Regions from separate parts of the Homo sapiens genome. Here region 1 is linked to region 2. The links are chromatin contacts, found by Hi-C in ENCODE. All regions are on one chromosome and are shown on one strand. Each heading gives the region's core, a stretch centred on a gene start or an enhancer-like site at or near the end of the contact. The rest is flanking DNA. Distances are from core to core; before and after follow the strand shown.

The links. Hi-C counts contacts between places; a loop is a spot of excess contacts on that map. Pooled maps may share reads with other maps.
Region 1: a map of psoas muscle shows a loop between it and region 2 (7-fold over the local background). The contact joins the promoter of OSER1-DT here to the promoter of SDC4 in region 2. A Hi-C loop is called at or near these places in 2 of 168 maps with a recorded cell type or tissue (gastrocnemius medialis and psoas muscle) and 6 of 50 pooled maps.

The regions. Positions count from the first base shown.
Region 1 is chr20:44,209,611-44,212,775 of GRCh38, reverse strand. OSER1-DT (OSER1 divergent transcript) reads right to left here and starts at 1,816. Exons shown (of 3, transcript NR_038339.2): 1 at 1,699-1,816. OSER1 (oxidative stress responsive serine rich 1) reads left to right here and starts at 2,005. Exons shown (of 4, transcript NM_016470.8): 1 at 2,005-2,080. RefSeq lists silencers at 1,603-2,051, 2,247-2,316 and an enhancer at 1,976-2,595.
Region 2 is chr20:45,346,786-45,350,144 of GRCh38, reverse strand. SDC4 (syndecan 4) reads left to right here and starts at 1,721. Exons shown (of 5, transcript NM_002999.4): 1 at 1,721-1,820. The coding sequence starts at 1,761.

The DNA of each region.
Region 1 (3,165 bases), core at 567-3,066, 1.1 Mb after region 2:
CAATCACGATCCAGACAATTCTTTCCCCTCAAGGATATATGAGATTTTTTTTTTTTTTTTGAGACAGTTTTGCTCTGTTGGCCCAGGCTGGAGTGCAGTGGCGCAATCTCGGCTCACTGCAACCTCCGCCTCCCGGCTTCAGAGATTCTCCTGCCTCAGCCTCCCGGGTAGCTGGGATTATAGGTGCATGCGCCACCATGCCCAGCCAATTTTTCATATTTTTAGTAGAGAAAGGGTTTCGCCATGTTGGCCAGGCTGGTCTCAAACTCCTGACCTCAAGTGATCCACCCGCCTCGGCCTCCCAAAGTGCTGGGATTATAGGCATGAGCTACCGTGCCAGGCCTTCTCAAGGATATATGAGATTTTATCTTAAGTTATATTTTGAAGTGGCAGCTTAAAAAGACATGTTTGGTTTTGATACATTTCACTTGGCAAGGTCTGAGAAAATAAATACATCATATTTCCCGCTTTTTCTTGTCCAAGAGATGTTGAGAAGGGCAGTTTAAATCCTGACTTACTAGCACTGTGAGACAGGACAAAGGCAGCTAGAACAAGTTATCTGATCTCTAACATAATCTAATGCTATCTAACTAGCATCATTAGGTTACAATGAACAGTTTTCTTTCAACCGGTCAGTTACTGAGCCTCTGGTATGAACGACGAGAATTTAAAATGTTTTATCCAGGGCCAACATCATGCTTCATGTTTAACAACGTTATACAATAAATTGTTAGATTTCATTTACAGACATAGGCCAGGCATTCCAAAGCCTGGCTGTAGTTAAGCTGGACACAGTTAAACCATCTTCGGCAGCCTATCTAGTTGACTACAACTAAGGTATTGGGGAATGACGGTGGATGGGGCCAGTTTTGGTTCAGGGAAAAACCCTCACTCTAGGGGTGGGCCACAATCAACGCCATCCAACTCAATTGCGCAAAATCATCTGTTCTCACGAAGCTTTGAGCAGTGCAGACGTGGAGCTGGAGATTGGCAGGCGAGGAGAGGCACAGCTAGATCAGCAGAACCAGTCCTGGTGATGGAGCGGGTGGCAGCTGTTGCACAGATCACCTTTTCCCGCCTACCATCTGAGCAACATTCAGAATCAGAAAAATGTAAAGAATCCTAAAATTCATCTCCTTTGGTGAACTGCCTAAATCTTTTTGCAAAATTTGGTGTGTAGGTGCATTTCTTTGGCAAGAGGATCTACAGTTCTCACCAGATTCTCAAAGGAGTCTACGCCTGAAAACACGAGATTCACCGATAAGGTTCAACTTCCTCACTTACTAGATGGAAAACTGAGAGGCCCAAAGGAGGAAAAGCAGTTGCCTCAAGACAAACAGCAGAGATATCAAAACCGAAGGCATTTCAATTCAATTCTAATTCTGGCTTCACACTATTGACCCTGGCCACGTCCAATACCTCTTCACTTCTCTGCAGGACCTAAAAGATCACCAGGAGGCGAGGGCTGGTGTCCGAGTCCCGGAGAGGTCGCAGGCAGTCCAGATTCTAGCATCACAGAAACTCTGGCCAAGCGCTCAGCCGGGGATTGTCTGCCATAAAGACCCCCGCACCCTGTCCTCGCCCCCGCCCCGTGGAATTCCTCTGCATAGGTGACTCCACGTAGAGGACCGAGCGCAAGGAGATCCCGGGGCGGTGGAGGCAGAGGACTACTGTGAAGAATGACGCCTACTCACTCACCTAACAGAGAGGAGGAAGCAGGCACGCCCCAAAAGCGGGTCGGGAGCAAATCCACGCCACTGGGAGGAGGCAAACCGAAGAATAACAGGAAATTACGTAAGGCGCACGTGCTTCTGAGGGGGGCGGGTGCGGGGCGTTGGAGAGGCGCGGCCGCCGCCCTGCGTCTGCGCAGTCGTCGGCTGCCGCGCTGCCGAGTCACTGGGGTGGGAGGAGCATAAGCAGGGGGAGGGGTGCATGCCGGAGTGCGCAGGCGCAACGCGACTCCCGAGGCGCGGGCCGCCCCCTTGGCTGGTTTGGATCCGGGTCAGTCGGGTGCCGAGATTTGGGAGAGACGCTCTGAACTGACTGCCCCGCATCACCGGAGCGTCCCAGCTGCGAGGAGGTAAGTGCCCTGACGTGACGGGGAGGGGCCGCAGCACTGCGTCTCAGCTTCCACTGCCGGTCTGGCCGCGGGCGGTTTTCCCCGGGCCCGCCCGCCTTGGGTCGCGTCGTCTCCCGACGCCTCCTGCCTGGGCCGGGCCTGGGCCTCTCCGCGCCCCCTTATCTGCCGCGGCCTGTGCCTGCTGGAGCTCCGAGCTCCACGCTCTCTCCCCTTCCCGCCTTCCCGTCCTCCCGCGGTCCCCCGCCCCGTCTCGCTCCTCCGCCGTCTCCCGCCCAGCGGCAGCTTCCCCTTTTCGCCCTCCTTGGCCGCCCTTTGCCCCTTCCAGTCCTTTCTCTCTCGCCTCGGAGCCCCATTCTCTTTGGCTACCTCTTCGGCCCCACTCCTTTCTTCTCCCGCATCCCTTGTGCCTCGCTCCGACTCCAGCCTCTCGTTCTGACCCCAGGAATCTCCCGAGGAGCGCAACTTCACAGCTGGAGACCCCGGGCGGGCAGTGCCCCTGGACAGCTCCCTGCTTGGCGTTGTCCCCACACTCCAAGCCCCGTCCTACCCCTCTGGGTTCTGACTAGGAATTTTCCTCCGTTCATGTTTAACCGCGACAGGCACAGACTCTGGGTGAAAAGAAAGAACTTTGTGCTTTGGCTGCAGCGCTGCGAGTATAAAGGGATGAGTGGGTTGCACGGAGAGGTGTGAATGTGCTTTTTGTCCTGGGGGCCGATTGTTTCCTCCCGGTCTAGTTTGCCTCTTAGAGTTGCTGGGTTTGGTTTTCTTCCCCATACTCTACGCTTTCTGGTGGTCTGGGAGTTTCGAAATCTTTAATGTTGTGATGACAACGCTTACCCGCGCATCCCTTCTTGATCGTTCTTAGGTCTTCTCAGGGGCCTGGAAGTGTAGACCTAGGCTTGGGATTCAAGGAGGTCTTGGTTAAAACGGCAAGATGTAAATAAGATTGTGACGCATCCATTTTGTTGAAAGAAAAAACCAGGAATTTGGCCTTTTGATGGAGGAACTTAGAAGAACTTTGTAATTTTTGTAAGGTTGTGGAAAATCCGAGGCAAAGTTAAATTGCCTGGTGTGATTTGACTTTA
Region 2 (3,359 bases), core at 472-2,971:
GTACTTCGATCATCGTAGAATGCCCACCTTCACACCCTGCAATAATTCCAACAGTACGTGTGCTTGGGGACCCAGAGAATTTTACAGTCTCCATATAGCACCCCCCTCCACTTCTTCCCTCAACCTGCTCCCACCAATGCACTGTTAGGAGGATGAAGGGTAAGGAGGACACACAACTTTCTCTTATAAAGGGTGGAAGCTTACCCTAAGAATGGAAATAAACTTGCAGACCAGTTCTCAGAGAGATCAAACTTTTGAAAAAGTTCAAAATCTGGTAGATGAAGCCCTTAGAACAGACGTCAGCCACTCTGAGACCAGCGTCAGAGTGGTCTCAGAGTGGCTGAGGCCCACCGCCTATTTTTGTTCAGCCCACTGCTAAGAATGGTTTTTGCATTTTTATTTTTTATTTTTTTGAGACGGAGTTTTGCTCTGTTGCCCAGGCTGGAGTGCAGTGGGGAGATCTCAGTTCACTGCAACCTCCGCCCCTCGGGTTCAAACGATTCTCCTGCCTCAGCCTCCAGAGCAGTTGGGATTACAGGCGCAGGCAACCATGCCTGGATAATTTTTGTATTTTGTAGAGACGGGGTTTCAGCATGTTGGCCAGGCTGGTCTCAAACTCCTGAGCTCAAGTGATCCGCCGCCTCAGCCTCCCAAAGTGCTGGGATTACAGGCATGACTCACTGCATCCGGCCTGCATTTTTATTATAAAATGTCATTTATTTATTTATTTATTTATTTATTTATTTATTTATTTATTTTTGAGACAGGGTCTCACTCGGTCACCCAGGCTGGAGTGCAGTGAGCGATCATGGCTCACTGCAACTTTCACCTCTCTGGCTCAAGCAGTCCTCCCACCTCAGCCTCCAGAGTAGCTGGGCCACAGGGGTGCACCACAATGCCTGGTTAATTTCTTTAAAAACTTTTTGTAGAGATGGGGGTCTCATTATGGTTGCCCAGGCTGGTCTCCAATTCCTGGGCTCAAGGGATCCTCCTATTCCTCGGCCTCCCAAAGTGCTGGGATTACAGGCGTGAGCCATAGAGCCCAGCCGATTTTTGCATGTTTAAATGGTTGGGAATAAAGTCAAAAGAATAATAATATTTCGTGACACATGAAAATTATATTAAATTCAAATGTCGGTGTCTATAAATAATGTTTTATTAGGACCTAGCTGCCCTCATTCCTTTAGTATTTATGGCTGCTTTTGAGCTACGACGCTCGAGTTTGAATAGTTGCCACAGGGATCGTATGGCCCGCAAAACCTAAAATATTTAGCCCTTTACAGAATAGTTTGCTGTCCCCTGTCTTAACACGGTTCACATCCCATTTGGGAAGTTCTGTGTCTTCAGAGGGGAGCACACCCGGTATGAAGGCTGGTCTAAACTCAACACCCTAGGGAAGTCCTTCCCGTCCCTGGGCCTTAGTTTCCCCAACTATAAAATGGGGTTAGCCGCAGTGATCTCTGGGGACCTGCCTGGCAGTGGGTCAAATAAATAAAGGGAGTTGGAGCTCCCGGAGGGTAGGACTAGGGGTTGAGTAGGAGCCGGCGGGCTCGGGCAGGGCGGGTCCCTTGGGGTTTCCAACTCCGCGGGCGGGCGCAGTGCCCCGCAGGCCTCGCTTCCACTGGGGAATTCCGGGCGGGGTGCGGGCGGCGGGGCGGGGGCGGGCCGGGGCGGGGCCGGTAGGCCGCCTATAAGATGGGTGGCGCGCCCGCCCGGGGCCACTCGCCGCAGCCTGCGCGCCTTCTCCAGTCCGCGGTGCCATGGCCCCCGCCCGTCTGTTCGCGCTGCTGCTGTTCTTCGTAGGCGGAGTCGCCGAGTCGGTGGGTGCTTGGAGGTTCCCGGGCTGGGGGCGAAGCGGGGGCGCAGGCCGGTGCCTCCTTTGTTCGTCGGAGCGTGGGATGGGGGGGGGCAGATCGGGGGTACGCTACCCCCAACCGGACACCGAGGCCCGGGAAACTTTGTTGGAAACTTTGCTCCGGGGTCACGGGCCAGCCTCCGGGATGGCTTCACGCGCCGTGCGCCCCTCGCCTGTTGCTCTTCCCGCCTCCCCGGGCCTCAGCCCCGCCGCGGGCTACGGGCTCGTTAGTGACTAAGCCGGTGTCAACTCTTCAACTCCCACACCCTCGTCCCTTCCCTGGTGACCCTGGGGCAGGCTTGGAGCGCTGAATCCCCTCCTCGCTCTCGGGGCGCCCAGAGCAGACAGCTTTAGGATCCGAGATGGCCCTGGGGGTCGGGGGGCTGCGTGTACTCGGAAGGGGGAGGGTTTTAGGGTTGTGCGAGGCCCTCTTTCACACACCAAGGAGAACTGAGCCCTAACCTCAGTTCTGGCCCCAGCTCTGTCATTGACTTGTGACTTAGGGCAAAGTCCTGCCCTTCTGAATCTCTTCCCAATACTGCACCAAGGGTCTGAGGGAATGGGGCAAGAGGGGACACTGCGTTAGGGTTTCTAGAAAGTTGGGGACTCTGCTCTTTTCGAGGACAGAGGAGAGGAATGGTTTAGACTCAACACTTAGCCAGGAGCTGAGCCTCTGCTTTCTGCAAGAAGTGTGTTCATTTTTTCTCAATTGCAGATAAGAAAATTGAAGCATCCACCTTGAGTGAGGTGAAGGGGGTAGGGGGGAGAGAAGGCCTCAATCAGCCCAGGGAAACCTTTCCTTCTCACTGTCCACTGGCCTCCGTCATAGCTGTCCCTGGGCCAGCAGAAGCTCTATCCATGCCCGCAGCCGGCTTAGGAGGAGGGGGGCAATCTCATCTGGGAAGTTGGGGGGCATGGGAATTACTGGTGAAGGCAATCTGTCCCCCACAGCCTGAGCTTTGTGCCCCCTTTGTGCCCTTTAGCCCCAGTTTTCAGAGCGAGTGAGTCCTTGCAGTTTAACCATTAATGTTAATTTCTTTGAAAGCCTTGGGGCTCCTGTTCCTCTGAATTTACTTAGCGGAAGGTTGATTCTGCCTGCAGGCTCTTCTTGAGGAATGAATGAGACCCTAGGCAATACTTCCAGCACAATTCCAGGCATGCCATGATGATTGCAAACGTGGAGCGCCTTTGTCGGGGGGCCAGACATTGCTCTAATAACTTTCTAATGGGTATATCCAGGAGCTTAATTCCAACAACAATCTTACTGTGTACTGTTCTTAAACTGGTCCTGAGGCTAGAGAGGTTAAGTAACTTGCCCAGGGTCACACAGTTAATACACAATAAATGGGTGAGTCAGATTGAAATTTAGGCAGCCAGGCTTTCAAGTTTCTGCTTTAGCTTAACTTCTACTCTTTGTGCTACTCCAGGTGTCCCATCGTTGGTAACTAAAGACGGGTTTAGAATAGGTTGAGATTTTAGGCTGGAAGGCAAAGGAATTCTGAGG